2 separate regions of the Homo sapiens genome follow, and region 1 is linked to region 2. The links are chromatin loops, found by intact Hi-C in ENCODE. Cell type or tissue: heart left ventricle. All regions are shown on one strand.

What was found. Hi-C counts contacts between places; a loop is a spot of excess contacts. Peaks named below come from ENCODE experiments on the same cell type or tissue, not always from the same donor. Only the 100,000 strongest peaks of a DNase experiment are listed, where the experiment ranks them.
Region 1: it touches region 2 in a loop (1.9-fold over the local background); 3 of 110 quality-filtered maps call a loop at or near these places.

The regions. Positions count from the first base shown.
Region 1 is chr5:74,501,691-74,509,690 of GRCh38, reverse strand. The region is part of intron 2 of LINC01331 (long intergenic non-protein coding RNA 1331); the gene reads left to right. Among named protein-coding and RNA genes, the nearest start is that of LINC01331, 31 kb to the left of the region's middle. In heart left ventricle, no CTCF peak of the experiment used is centred here; no DNase peak of the experiment used is centred here.
Region 2 is chr5:74,377,643-74,385,642 of GRCh38, reverse strand. All of the region lies in intron 2 of LINC01331 (long intergenic non-protein coding RNA 1331), which reads left to right. Among named protein-coding and RNA genes, the nearest start is that of LINC01333, 60 kb to the right of the region's middle. In heart left ventricle, a CTCF peak has its summit at 3,384; no DNase peak of the experiment used is centred here; H3K27ac peaks cover 2,229 bases.

The DNA.
Region 1 (8,000 bases), 120 kb before region 2:
AAATGTTTACATGTGTGCTGAAAGGTAGCTTGATACTTGTTGTTATTATAATATATTGTCAAGAACTGTGAATGGTCTGAGACTTAGCCCTACTTACAAGTTAACAAGGTGGTCTGCCATAGTTTCATGGATGTTGGTAGAAGACATGAGACTCTTCAGTCAGAGATGAAGGACAGTTTATCCCTCACAGCAAAAGCAGTAGCCAGAGTATTAGCATTTTTGTCCCAGTTCCTCAAGCCTCAATCCCCAAAGTGTGATGGGAAGGCCAGGTGACACCAATACATGGAGTGGATTATGTTACAGGAGATGACCCCTTCATTGAGGGAAACGGGATCTTATATATCTTATAATGGGAAGCAAACTCTGGAGAGAGACACTCTGTCTTCCAAGATTATTCACTATACAAACACTTTTGAAAAGGTAGTCCAGAACAAAGGCAGTCAATGTCTTGCTAACAAGACATGCAGAAAGTGAGGGAATCATGGAGAATTGTCTCTAGGTCCATTTTCTGTTGTTTATAACAGAATACCTTGAAATTGTGTAATTTATAAGGAATGAAATTTATTTCTTACTGTTCTGGAGGCTGGGAAGTCCAAGGTCAAGGAGGGACACCTGGTGAGAGCCTTCTTGCTGGTGGGGACTCTCTGCAGAGTCCTGAGGTGGTGCAGGTATCACATAGTGAGGGGGCTGAGCATCTTTGTTCAGGTTTCTCTTCCTCTTCTTACAAAGCCACCAGTCCCACTCCCATGATAAGCTATTTACCCATGAATCCATGAATGGATTCATCCACTCATAAAGGCAGGGCCCTCATGACCCAATCACCTCTTAAGGCCCTGCTTCTTAATATTGTCACATAGGGGATTAAATTTTAACATAAGTTTTGCAGGGGACAAATATGCAAACCATAGCCTAACATATAGGCTCTAGGAATGAGGTGTGAGGGAGGAGTCCTATTGCCTTCACCATCTAAAATCCCGGGAGACAACCATATTCACCAAAAAGAATACGAAAATTGTGGACAGCCAAATTGTTCCAGCCCCTCTGAGCGACGCCAGCTGAAATCTCTCAGCAGAAGTGGTGGGAAGTCCCTGGCTGGGAGCATTCTGTTTGGTCCCCCTGCCTAGTTGGAGAATCCCACCGCCTTCCAATGCAGCAAATGGCTGTGAGGAGACTCCAGAGTCAGTTAGCTTTCCCTCATATGAGGGAGCTTCAGGGCCAGGGGCAGGCCCTAAGCAAAGATGCCTTGGTTCTGTGGGCTAGGTCACTGGGCAAGAAGGCCAGCACTTAGGGAGCAGACTTCCAGGCTCTTTGTACTGGATTTTCTGGATTCTGTTTGGTAGACTCAGATACAAACATATAATTATGTCACTGAAAAAAGGTTTTACTGAAAAAGACAAAACGTATGAAAGGAGTCTCAGTAAACAGAGTGCACAGAGAGTGAACAGAAGTGTAAAGTGATGGGTTGGGGAGGTGGGGAAGGAGGCTTCGGGAGAAACTAACAAGCAAAACAAAACCATTTCTTGTCTAATCTTATGTCCCTAGCAAAGGTGCAAACGGAGCTATCAGTACTGCAAAAGATAGCAATCATATTGGTAAGCAGGGGTAAGCATGTTCTTGTTTTAAGCTTACTTTAGATATCTACCCCCTTAGGGACTGGTTTCTTGGAAGAAGCAAGCAGGGCATTTGCCAAAGCTATCAGTTTCTAGATATTCAATACCTGGCTTTGGTAAAGCATGAAGGGGAACATTCCATCAGGGCAAGACTGAGATTAAGACATAGAGACCTGATCGAGAAACAGATCAGCGTTTTAACACACCCAGTCAAGGGGAAATGAAAGGCTTCCCTAGCTGCCCCATTAACTGCAAATCCTCAGGCCAACCGGGGGGCAAATGACAGAAGGGAGAGGCTCCACAGAACACCATTAAGCAGCTGCAAATTGAAACATTAATCTCTGTGATTCGGCTTAAAGGAACACCAGTTCTCTAGTTGATGAAAATGCTGATAGGCTCCATGCTGGGAAAGTTCTGGTTAGAAGGGTGGCCCTCCCTTTGGGGAGCTCCAAGGACTGGCTTGGGGGATGGCAATTCCCATGGCAGCATCCAAGCATTTTATTACAATCGCAAAGGGGAATGCGTGGTACTCCTTTGGAAACACTCTCCTGGAATTTGCAAATATTTTCAGCTCCAGCAACTTAATGGCTTTTCTCAGAAGCACCAGATGAGGGAAAGGGATCCTCTTCTGCCATGATAGTGCCCATTCTTTGTGTTGAGCCCTAGAGAAGGGATTGGGAGTCTTGTCAAATGAAATGTGGGCTATCACACACTATCTGTACGCTGCTGCCCACGGAGCTTAAAGCAGATTGCCTGGGTCTTAAAGCAGATTGTCTTCTTCCCTCTCAGAGCTGGGACTGTTTGTGTGAGGGGTTGCTGGATATGGGGCTACTGTTGGGGCTCCAAGGCTTCTCACAAAGGACTCTGCCTCTTTGGAGTCGAAATAAATTAATGGGGTCCCAGGCCTGCTTCAGAACATTCTTGGTACATAGTAATATCTAACAATGACCACCCACTGTCTATGTTCCCGCATCTGCTCCGAGTGCTTTATATGTATTCATTCCTTTGAATCTGCAAAACCTCTCTGTTCGGTATTGGACACTGAGGCAGAGACTTTAAGTCACTTGGTCAAGGTGATCCAGCTTACAGAGGGTAGAACCAGCATTTGAACCAGGCAGCGAGGTGTTAGCCTGGGATATACCACTTCTCGTTGTGTGCACCCAACTGTTAGTCACTGACTGGTAGGCTGCTGTGGCTGGTGGGGCCTCTGCTCTGCAGAGATTGCCCAGCCACAGCTTACCTGACCATGCGGCTGTCTGCATGGCACCCACTTCTGCATCCTCTAGGCTGGGCTCTGCTCGCCAGTCCGGACACCCTGATTCTCTGTCCAGCTGCTTTACTGGACTATTCTTACTATTACAGCCTCCAGTGCCTGTGCTCTATCTGCAGGGCTGGACTCCTTCCGGTGGGGAGGGAGGACAAGCTGTGACCCCCTGGACACCACAGTTGTCCCTTTCTTCAACAGTTAGCTGGGCGCTGCCCCACTGTGTCCTCAGCTCAGCTACTGAACCTGCTGCTGGCTCATGAAGCATCAGAACTGCGCTGTGCTGGAGTGGAAAGAAGAAGGCTTTGGGGCCGGTGAAGTGAGATTGAATGCTATCTCTCCAATGGATCGGCTGTGTGACCTTCATAAGGTCATTCATCTTTCAATCGGGGCTTCCCTTGGAAGAAAAGATGAGCTAACCTTTATGAAAGCACTTGACACAGGGCTTAGCACACAGTAGGCTGTCAATAAATCTTAGCTCTCCCGCCCTGCCTTCTCCATGTGAAATACGGCTATTCAAAATAAAGAAGTGTTAGCCACAGGCCCTACGAATTTTATGTGTTTGCTCAGCCCCCCAGGGGAGGAACTGTGAGTGTATGTGGGGTCGATGTATGAGCGGGTAAAACTGGGCAGTGTATATACCAGGCTATTAATAATGATGTGGCTCATATGTTTGAAATTCAAGGATATGTTCATACAAGACCTAAGTATGTTTTTACAGCTCCACAAACCATTCATCCACCCCAGCATAACTTTTTTAGTGCCGGTTTTAGAATTGTGATGTTTTCTCTTTTCTCCTTAAAAAGCGATTTACATTGCAGAGCAGTTTCTGGCCTTGGCATGCTGTGGAGTTAGTGCCTGGACATTTCTTTTCTTTAACTGTTTATTAAGGATGAAGAATCTAGCTTGGAGATATCTTAAATCCTACGAATTTTGTCAAAAATTCAGCTCCAACCACTTTTTGAGCATAAAGAGAAAATAATTGGTTTTAAAATACGTACATAAGTTTAAACGTTGGGATCCCTGCCGAGACCTGGGGAGGAATTACGGGAATGTCAGAACCTGGAGAATTCCCAGAAAGGCTGGGATGAGGCGCTCCTGGGGCCCTTGAGGAAAGGCTGATCTGGGTGGGAGCATGAACCCAGCTTGGTTTAGGGTTTTCCAGGAAGTGAAGGCCTGCAGTGCTGTCTTTGGCAGCCCAGATAAAGGGAAATTTCATTCATAACTAACTTCTACCTGAATTTGAGTACGCCATGGGAGAAAATTATGGCTTTGGGTTTTCTTGCCAAAGTGATTTGAATTCCATCCAGTTCTGTTACAATGAAAACTGCCCTCCATGATTGGCTAGATGGTATATTTAACATTCTCATTACTTGCAGGATCAGGAGCTGCCAATTTGAGTCCTATCACTGTGATGTTGTAACTACTGATGCTCCATTTTCCAGATAAAAAATAGAAAAATATTTTGAAAAATGTGTAGAGCTATCTATAAACAAGAAGCTGACCTAGGACACATAGCTTTTGACCCCTTAATGGATTATTTAATTTATTTATTTCACTACTGTCCTCTCTAGCCCATTTGACTGCTGCTAATTTGGACATGGAAGCCAGTGACTTTACCACTGACAGCCAGCAGGACAGGCTTCATGGGCATGTGACCTGTGTAGTAACCCATGGCCCCATCCTTGAAAGCAGCCCATATCTGGTTTAATGCTTTGCTGCGGGTGTCTTGAAATTCTTAATACTTTTTGAAAAAAGGGGCTTGCATTTTCATTTTGCAATGGGCCCCCAAAATTGTGTAGCTAGTTCTGATGGCCAGACTTACCCCTGTTCATTTGCCTGGCTAGGTGGCGATTCCTTTCTTCCTTCCCTCCCTCTTTGGTCCATATATGTCACTTTGACGCCCTTTTGTTGATGTAGATGACTGTTTTACTTCTCACAGCCTCTATCTGCTATCTGGGAGGTTTGGCCAACTTGGGAAGGGTGAGGGCTGTGAGTGCACAATCCAGATTTGAGTGGGTGGCAGAACGCTCTGATACTCAGGAACACATTGCATCTCTACAGGGAACCTGTTGTGTGTCTTGGAGTGAAGACTAGAAGTGACTGTGTCGTCCACAGCTATGAAGACCTGTACATCCACTTAGGAAGGTGTCAGAGTTGTGGGGATGGCAGTGGTCAGGGGCATTATTTTGAAAGTAAAAGTAAATAGAACGGGATGTTGAGGTTGATGAAGCCCCAGAACTGCAGTGAGTAAAGATCCATCTTGATTAAGTTGCACATGCAGACAGGGGACATGAAGCCAGGCCTTTTTATTTGTTCATATTGGCATACCCTTACTTTTTAGTGAGGCCCTTGTTGTTCCTTCATGCCGACATGTAAGTAAAATTGCTCTGGGTCTCAAGATATAACTGTCTGTCATGGCTTCTTTAGAAAGGATTTTTGAGTAAAACGTCAGGGCCAGTTTGGATTTCACAGTGCCAGGAATCAAATTCCTGGTCAGTGTGTGAAGATTGAGGACTTTGGTCCCATAGTCACACACAAGTGCAAATGAACATGTAAGCACAACTGGATATCATAGAAATCTGGATCACAGAAAGATGGACAATCGGGACTAAGCTAGGACTGTGCACTCCAGAGGGGTGACTGGAGCTAAATCCAGTCTTCATCTGGGGGATGTGTCTGCCCGGAGGTATTGCCTCTTAAACATCCATGCTAATGGGCCAGGTGTAGTGCCTCATGCCTGTAATCCCAGCACTTTGGGAGGCTGAGGCAGGCAGATCACTGGAGGTCAGGAGTTTAAGACCGACCTGGCCAACATGGTTGAAACCCCGTCTCTACCAAAAATTACAAAAATTAGCCAGGCGTGGCTGGGCGCGGTGGCTCACGCCTGTAATCCCAGCACTTTGGGAGGTCGAGATGGGCAGATCACGAGGTCAGGATTTCGAAACCATCCTGGCTAACGCGGTGAAATCCCGTCTCTACTAAATATACAAAAAATTAGCCGGGCGTGGTAGCGGGCGCCTGTAGTCCCAGCTACTTGGGAGGCTGAGGCAGAAGAATGGCGTGAACCCGGGAGGCGGAGCTTGCAGTGAACCGAGATCGCGCCACTGCACTCCAGCCTGGGCGGCAGAGCAAGACTCCGTCTCAGTAAAATAAAATAAAATAAAATAAAATAATAAAATAAAATAAAATAAAATAAAATAAAATAATAAAATAAAATAAAATAAAATAAAATATAAAGTAAAATAAAAATAAATAAAAATTAGCCAGGCGTGGTGGTGTGCACTTGTAATCCCAGCTACTCACGAGGCTGAGGCGGGAGATTTGCTTGAACCCTAGGGGATGGAAGTTACATTGAGATGGCACCGCTGCACTCCAGCCTGGGTGGCAGAGTGAGACCCTGTTTAAAAAAAAAAAAAAAAAAAAAATTAACACAAAGGCTGACAGCCCTCAGAGAGATTCTTCATCTCGAATTCTACCATAAGAATTAATTATTTTTTTTTCTGATTTTAAAGGCAAAAATTGAACTTGGTATAAAAGCTTGAAAATAAGTGAAAAAGAACAATAAAAAGTACTCATAATCTCATAACCCAGAGATGATCATTGTCTTCTTTTTTTAAAGGATTTTGTAAAGGAGTAAGTCCTCTGGGGCATTAAGGGATGATTTTATATACAAATTTTATGTCACATTAGCCTGTAAAAATTCCCCTCTTGTGTATGTGAATAGTCTTGAGAGATAAGTGTCTTGTAAAAATGATTTTGTGTTTCTGCAAACTTGTTACTGGAGACCATGGAATTTCCTTTTTCTTTTCTTCACTGTGGTGGAAAAAGATGTTCGTTAGATTTGGTCTACTTAAAACTGAGAACTTACAAGTAAAAATCCACTCTCCTTTTTTTTTTTTAGGAGGGAAATGATTATGCAGGTGTTCAAATGAGGTTTTAACTGCATATGCAGAGACTCTTAAGCCAGTGGCCTTCCTGTGTTTGTCAAACTAAACTTTGGATTGTGATTGTGCCGAGTTTCCTGTGCTGCTCTTATTAATAGATCCTGTGGATAAGGATCTCACAGACCTATCTTTGAGTGGCCAGTGTATTCGTGTTAGGGGGGAGAAGTGATTTTCATATGGTATGTTTTTTCCTTCTTTAGTTAAAAAATCATTAAAGCCTTTTGTGTTCATATGACTTGAAAGGCAAGGGGACCTATAGTTAACTTGAGAGTTAAATTATAACTTCTACCTTCTGTGTAAAGATAAAGACTCCTTTTTTAAAAAAATCAATGACCAAGTTGGTTGGGTGAGGGGTGTTTTCTCATACCGTCTGCTCTTTCTACTTTCACCTGCTATCCCCTTCAGCCTTTAAAGAAAAACACTTGATGTGTGAATGTGGATGAAAATGACTATTTGGTTTTTGTTTTGTTTTGGAGTTCTAACATTTATTCAATTTAATTCAGCCACCATTTCTGCATGGATAGACACCTACCTGGTGAGCTGGAGGTGCGGGGAGGATGGAATCACAGGCAGAAGGCCCACAGTGCCTGACCTAGAGGGGTGTTGCCGCTCCAGCTGGGTAAATGGAATCTTATTCCAAGATATAAAGGATACAGTTGTTTACAATTTCCTTAACCGAGGAGCATTTGACAGGGATGATAATATTAGGGTAACTGACTTCACCTGCAGTTTTTTCTAAGGGCTAAAACTGAGCCAGAGGCCTCTGTTAATGGAACTGGATCTATTGTGAAATTACATCAGGTTTGTTGGGGCAGCAAACATGAGGTCCTCTTTGTCATTTTGGGGGTTTGAAGCCATACCAAGGGCCTTGGTCAGGATGGGCCCCAGGAACATCTAGGTTGATTCTTTCCCCACTCCTTTCACCTAAATTTCCTTAGAACTGTGCAGAGTGTGTATAGGCCTATGATTGACACCTCTGGGATGAGATGGGTCTCTAGTCCTAGCCCGTGGGTGCAGGTAGAGAGATCATAGTGACTAGCTGGGGCCAAATCTTCTACTGGGCTCCTTGAAACTGCCACAAAGGATAGGTCAGAAGTTCCTGACCATCGTTTTAAGTTCTGGTTGGTTTGACCCTTTTGGCTTTTTTGTCCATCTGATGAATGATCACCAAATTGTCAC
Region 2 (8,000 bases):
TCCAATCACCTTTTAAAGGGGTCACCTCTCAATACTGCCACATTCGGGATTAAGTTTTCAACATGAATTTTAGAGGGGACCTTTAAACCATAATGAATATCTTCTTACAGTGTTATCTCTATTTCCTAGTGCTATGAATTCAGCTGAATTGTAGAGTTGACAACATACCGTTGCTTCAGTATCTTGTCCTGCTTGTTCTGAATGCTTTTTCCTAAATGCTTTATTGTTGTTGCTGTTGTTGTTGTTCCTGCATAGGGCAAAATGAGATGCCTTTATTTCTATTAAGTTTCAAAAATACTCAGAAGGATATGTGAAGCTATTTCCTACCTGCTTGTTATTCTACTGTGTTTCCCCTGAAACTTTCCATGTCTTGAGATGACTCAATACCATGGAAAGCAAATTATTATTCAATTTAAAAATCAAGACTCATTTAAGGTATCTAAATTCCAATTTGGACAGCAAAAGGTTAATAGCGCATAGAAAAAATTCCAGCAGCCCACAAATCTAAGCATAATTATGTATGAACATGAGGCTTTTATTGCTGTCAAAATTAATCACTTTTCAACTTCCAGCTGTTAAAACCCTTCTGGCAGTTCTCCAAGCAATTCCCCTACAGTTACTTTTCCTTCAATTAATTTCTGGTGCAGTTCACAGGCTCCTGTTACATAAGCAGCAACTGAAAAGTTGACTTCTTGGGCTTTCTTTCTCTTTCCTTCCTTTCTTCCTTTGCTTAAAACTAGAAAACGACAGAATATGAAGCTTACTACTTTTACTCTTTCAGCTTGACTCTTAAAATCTAGAAACGAGCAGTGTGGAATTAAAGTATTAGTATTTATTATAAAGCACTTTATGTGTGTGAAGTGATTTGTAATAATTTTTATTAGCCATTTCTTTCCACCGTCCTCTGAGGTACGTGAATGTTGTTATGTTTGCACTCTACAGCCCCACCCACTTTTCTCCCCCAGAAACTTTGCAGGAAATGGAATTTACAAATCTTCAGCACTGGGTTTAACCCCGATGGTATGCACCATTTATTTCTGGGATGGTGGCTACCTTCGCCACTCCTGTAGGCATACAGGTTTGTTGTGGTGGGAATTATCTCAGAAGGAGAAGCCGTGAGGTGCCTGAAGCTGCCCAGTTGCCTCAAAGCTCTCGTGGTGGACTGCACCCCCAACCCCCATTCTAGAAGCAGCTGCCAAGAGACTGGTTGAGTTCTGAAGGGCAGAGGCCTGTGGTAAACTATGCCATTGTGTTGACTATGAATCCTCAAGGAGATTGATAAATGATCACAGTGTATGATTGTATGAAAGTCTGCATCTTTGCATTTGCTTGGCACAGACCGAGTGCTTGCACATGGGTACTGGGTCAGATGTGTTGTCTTTCCAGTCTTCCTTCCTGGGATTCCAGAAGAATAGTCCTTGCATCCTTTCTCACTGCTGTAGAGATCTGAATGAAGGCCGACGCTGCGCTTCCTAGGGACGGGGAGTTCTAATTCCTCTCACCTCACCTGCATTATCAGGGCATATGCTCTTCCACATCTGAGTGAGTTAAGCCAGTTTCATTTCCCTGGTTTGTCTCTTCCAGCTCCCTCCAAAGTTGCCTGCCCTCTTCACACCTGGGGTGGAGGGCGCCTTCCCTGGGCACCCTCCTTCTCCTCCTCATCCACCCTGCTTCATGCTGTTCCATAATTGCACGTTAAAATGCTGTAATGAACAGATGCTTCTAGTGTGTAGTCTCTTTGTAATTTCTGCTATCATCCTCCATTTTCATGCAAAATTAATGTATTTCCAGATGCTGATTCCTGAGTCTTTCTACCCGATAGTGGCAGTGCATGAGATTTGAAACTGGGCAAGGGGGTATGAAGATGTGTTTGGGGCAGAGGTAAAAGAGTAAAGAGGTCTTGCCTATTAAAAAAAATGTAAGAATGCAGCAAACACCTTGTAGTGCCTGTTTGTTTTATCATGAATATGCAGTTCTGTGCTACCCTGTATTTATGTGGTTGGGAGGAGAGACTGCAGATGCAGGGGAAATCTTCATTCCATTCTTATCATTCAGACTCTAAAGTGGCTTGTCATTGAAAATTTGGGCTTTGAAAATTCAAGGCTGTCATAATTTAGGCTATGGAGCAAGATTTCTTGTCCAAGCAGGAGTCTTGCTGGTCAGTGGGCTGGGGAGTGATTTGTGTGAATTTATCTCAGCACGAGTCCCCTGAGGCTGGTTTCTAGGCTGCCTTGGTTAAAAATAGCCTGTTGATGAAATCACATCCTAGCTCAAACCTAGCCCAAGGAAATGGCTCAAGGCCCGAGCACCTTACTGGAATATGAAGCAGAGACAGATTCACCAAGAAGTCATCAGATTGTCCCTTTACTACAATTTGCACTGCAGTGAAAAATCTGTGTCAACCTCTCCCTCCTCTTTCAAAAATTAGCTGGTTAGATTCTCACAGGACTGCGTTATTTGACTCCAGTCAGGGTAATTTGGACAAATCTTACTGAGCCCTGAATTGATGGTCTAGAGTGAATTGAGTCAGGATTAAAGTCAGGATTCTCTGAGTCTGACGACCAGAGGCCAAGACTCTTCCTTTGGGAAGCTGCCAAGACATCTAAGAGACAGGCTGGAGATCATGTTGAGAGCACCAAGGCCAGGAAGGACTGCTGATGAAGTTTTGTCCTTCTGTTCAGTATTTAACGTACTTCCTATTTGTAAGACATTCCTTAAAAATTGCTACAGGCACAGTTTTTGTTAATTGGCTTATATAACATGCATGAATATTATTTTTCACTGAAAATACCTTTTTGTACATTATGTGCTTGTTTCCTTAATTGGATACTCTGTGGGTGGTTTGGCTAGATTTGGTGTTCCCTAGACCTGTAGATTCTATCATTCGAACTCCAAACATCTCACCAAACTCTACCAAGTGTAAATTAAAAACAAATACGTATGCAGTCAACAAGTTGGGGAGAAGAAGTTCTGTTTGGCATTAGAGTCACTTTGCAATTGGCAAAATACAGTTACAGTAATTTATATTGCTCTTATTCCATCTGCTTTCTGGCTTAAAATGTCCTGGATTGCCTCAAACTCTGAATATGCAATATTTTCCATTTACAAAATTTTCCTGCATAATCCATTTTATTTTTCAGAGAACTTTTGAAAAACAACATTGGTTAGTTTCATATTTCTAGAGTCAAGTTTTATGTGATATGATTTTTAATCTTATAAATGGATGATAAAGCCTGAAGAGATAATCCAGGGAAACTTCTAGAGAGAAAATGTTTGTCCCATGGACTCAGTGCAAATTCTGCCAACAAATGAATAGTTCACAGCAGCTGGACTTTGTAGAGGCAGAGCCCACATAGTCTCAAGTAAATTCCTTCTGAGGCCTGCAGCTTTCTACCACCACCCCCTGGTTATGTTTAAATACGTTCTGCCTCCATGCCTCTTTGGAACTTCAAATTTCTTTTTGGAGCCATGGAGGCATGAGTGTTTATAAATTATCTTCTTCACTACTCAATTATGAAAGGAGGAGTAGAAATGAGTGCACATGTTGAAGATTATAGGAAAACACGCAAGTTTCAGAGTCTGTATGATTCTGGGACAGGGGAATGGAGGTGAGGGGATAGTAGCTGGTCCTGGGATTTGGCACTCCTGTCTATTCATTTGCCAGGAGTTACACTCACCCACTTCTGTGTACCGTATTAGGGAGGGAAGGTAGGGATGGAAATCATAGAGTAAACAGTCTCATCAATTCCAGCCACATCGCCTGAGTTTTCAAGTGATAAATAGGATTGTTTGGAAGGCATTGGCAGGCTCTTTTCATGGCATTAGGTACTATTTAGAAGACAAATGATTTGAAGTTGTCTTCTTAGTTGAGAAACATTTGCAAGGATTTTCTGTTTTGCCTCTTTCAACATATAACACTATTATTTAGTTTAGTTGTTTGTTTGTTTCCTAAACAGGGTCTCACTCTGTCACCCAGGCTGGAGTGCAGTGGCACAATCCTGGCTCACTGCAGCCTTGACCTCCCTGTCTCAGATGATCCTCCCACCTCACCCTCTGGAGTAGCTGGGACCACAGGCATGTGCCACCATGCTTGGCCAATTTTTTTTGTGTGTATTTTTTTTTGAGCCGGGGTTTCATCATGTTGCCCAGGCGGGTCTCAATCTCCTGGGGCCAAGCGATCCACTGGCCTTGGCCTCCTAAAGTGCTAGGATTAGAGGTGTGAGCCACTGCACCTGGTCCACTAGTTTAGCTTTTATCCTACAAAACTGTCTTCAGTTGAATTATAACAATGACTTACATTTGAATTCTACTGTCTAATTTTCACAGACATTATTTCATTCAATACTCCTGTGATCAAGACTTTTTTTTTTTTTTTTTGATACAGAGTTTCACTCTTGTTGCCCAAGCTGGAGTACAAAGGTGTGTCCACCTCCCGGGTTCAAGTGATTCTCCTGCCTCAGCCTCCCGAGAGCTGGGATTACAGGATCCCACCACCATACCCAGCTAATTTTGTATGTTTAGTAGAGACAGGGTTTTGCCATGTTGGCCAGGCTGGTCTCCAACACCTGACCTCAGGTGTTCCTCCCACCTTGGCCTCCCAAAGTGCTGGGATCATAGGCATGAACCACTGCACCCAGCCCTGTCATCAATACTTAATTGGAGCCGGAAAGGAAGGTATCATTAACTCACTGCTCGGGCATGGAAATTAAGAGAAAAGTAACTTGTCCAGGCTCACAGGGCAAGTTGGTGGCAAAGTGGGGACTGCAGCCAAAGTCTCCTGGCTCCTAGTACAGTGTTTTCTATTGGAAAAAGCAGTGTTTAGTGATGCTTATTAGCTATTGGCATCCTTCATGAAGATGGTAACATCTCTGGTCCATCAGGAGGGAGGTACATTGTGCTTTCTTCAGTAGACACTCATATGTAGGTTATTCTTCAGTTTGTAACTGCCCACAGCACCTGTTATGCCAAGTTATTCTTACCTTGCCTGCTGGATTTTCTGGACAACCCATAACCTTTGCTAGAAAGAAGCCTGCACGTGTTCTATTTCTGGAGCTTCGCTAGTCTGCCAGCAGTACTCAGGTCCCCAGGGTACCTACCTATTTCAAGTTGCTTGAAGGTGTGCTTCTGGGCACCTGGGAAGTGCGTTGGACCCCTAGAATGTACCTGCCCTGGCTGATACTTAATATGAAAGCTGCCTCGTTACTACTGTCCTTATCAGCTCAGTACCCAGGGAGGTGTCCAGGCCTGGACATTGCTCCTCAAACAATAGTTTGGTTTCATTCCAGGAGCTTTTGTTGTTGCCGTCTTATTGGCTGTTATTTGGAAAGCTTAGAGATGAGGCTAGTTTAACAAGTCAAGAGTCGCTGTGAAATATCTATTTTGCTGCCCTGTAAAAACAGAATACATTCTCTGATTTTGACTGTGGTGAGGAGCTTGATGCTGGATTGATGCTACAACAACTTCAAAGTACTGGCTTTCTTGAAGGTACAAAGAGTTGAAGCTATCACCATTTAGCTTTTAGATAATCTGCACATTTTGTTCTTCCCTGCTGCTCAATTGCCAGAGTTTAATAAGGATGCCTTAGAACACATGATCTCTCCTTGCAGTTTAAATCAATCACCCATTAATTGACACACAAACCTCTCTAGAAAGAGCTCATCTTCTTGGTTTCTGGGAATGTGACCTGGTTCTCTGTTCAGGTATAGGGTCACCTTTGTTCTCTCTGTTTGTTTCCCAAGCTTTAGGTAAAACTTCTAACCAGGCATGGTTTGTCTTCAGCTCTATTTAATTTGTTTCAGAGGCTTCTAATCTACTTTAGATCTTTCCCTTTCTCCCTCCAAACTTCAATTTGAGAATGAATTCCTACTGCAATAATATTAAGGGTGGGGCCTTTAGGAGGTGATTAGATCATGAAGACTCTGCCCTCATGAATGGGATTCGTGCCCTTATACAAGGGCTTAAGGGAATCTGTTTGTCCCTTTTCGTCCTTCCATCATGTGAGAACACAGCATTTGCTCTTTCTGCCACGTGAGTTTGCAGCAAAAAGGCACTTACCAGACAGCAAATGCTGGTGTTTTTATCTTGGACTCCCCAGCCTCCAGAACTGTAAGAAACAAATTTCTGTTTTTTATAAATTACCAAGTCTAAGGTATTTTGTTGTAGTAGCAGAAATAGACTAAGTCTCATTCATAGACCCGGTGCTTTCCAGCTGCTCAAAATTATTTGCTGTGCAGTCCTAACTGGGTCCGCATTTGATGGCATCTGTGGGTCATTACAAGGTTTCTTTCCCTCTCAAAATTCTCCTAACTTCTCTTGGAAGCCCTGCCCTTTCTGTTTATAATAAACAACTTCTCTTTTAAAAAAAGATAGCCATTATGATGATTACTATCAACACTATTATACCACCACCATTACCCCCTACTCTTTGCCAAGCCCTGAGAACACACAAAAATATAAAAAGACTCTCTGCCCTGGGAGAGTTTCTAATCTGGGTGCAGGAATATAAACACTATTGATCACAAGTCAATTCCTGTCTTACTTCTAGGATAAAATGCTTATGCATTCCAATAGGAAATATAAGAGCATGATGCCTTAGCCCATGGTACTTTTGAGAGGCCAATGAAGAGATATTCAGAAAAGGCAGGGACCCTGAAAAAATCATATCACATCAATGGGTATCTACAAAAGCCTACCTTTAAAATCTTCTCTACCACCTGTTTCCAGCTGATGGCCCTGTGATTGTCCATAGTAAAACCACACAGGGTGTATTTGGGGGTGGCCTTTTTTGTTGTGGGGGTGATTCTGTGAGTGTTGCTGTAGCTCACCCTAAATTACTCATGTCCATCCTAAAGCACAGCGGAAGAGATGTACATGACTGTCAGACCAGAGCTTCTGCCAAGCAGAGGCAGGATGCAACAAGACACTTGAAAGCAGAAATCTTCCTGTTTCTGTAACATTTCCAGCTGGAAAACCAATCAGAGCCACACATTCCAGCTACACTTGGGAAACACTGAAATATCCAAGTAGTAATCACCTAGGTATGCTGCTAACTGCAGCTCAAAATAATTCTGGGGTTGCCAGTGCCATGTACCTTGTAGGCTTCCAATTACCTGTGCTCACTTCTCTCTTTTCTCCAAGGACCAATTATTGGGGGAATTTGGCATTTCTCCTCCTCTCTGCTTCAGCCATTCAAAGAAAGATTGTTATACACCAGAATGTCTGACCATTTTAATTAAGCCAGTCAAAGGTAGGTGCTGAAACAGTTTAGCCCCCGAAGCAAGGATTAAACACTTAAGGTTGAGGAACATAGAGGTTAGTTAGTGTCAAAGAGTTGGAAGAGACCCTAGAGTAGGATGACCATACATTTCAGTTTAACCTGAAAGCCCCTGTCTCGGTGTAATTATTATCACTTCTTTTCTCTCAAAAGTGCTCAGTTGGGACAAAAATGATATAGCTACTTTGCCTTAAAGATTATCTAGTCTGCCTTTCAGTTTGGTTCAAATTTAATGTAGAAATTATCTTTCTGTGAATGATGGAGACTTGGGAGATGTAAAAAAATAAAAAAAAGCTTTTATTTTATTTAAACCTTAAATAAACCTATTTATTTTTATTAAAATCTTTCTGTTTTCTCTTCCTTTCAAACACATGGTCATCTGTTTGCTATTAACCACCAGTAATGGGGGACTCATACTTTGCAAGGAATCTCTAATTAATGAGTTCTCAGTTCTGCATCAAAATCTTCCTTCCTCTGGCTTCACCCTTTGATTCTAGTTCCTTCTTCTGAAACAATCTAGAGTAAATTTCTTCTCTCTTCCACAAAATATTTTCCATTTTGGTATATTTGTGGTGTCTTTTTCAAGAAAATAATCATGTTTACTTCACTTCCTTTTTTGAAATTCGAAGGAAACTGATCTGATTTTGGACTGAGATACCTTATTTTATTTTTTATTTTTTTGAGACAAGGTCTCGCTGTGTCACCCAGGCTGGAGGGCAGTGGTGTG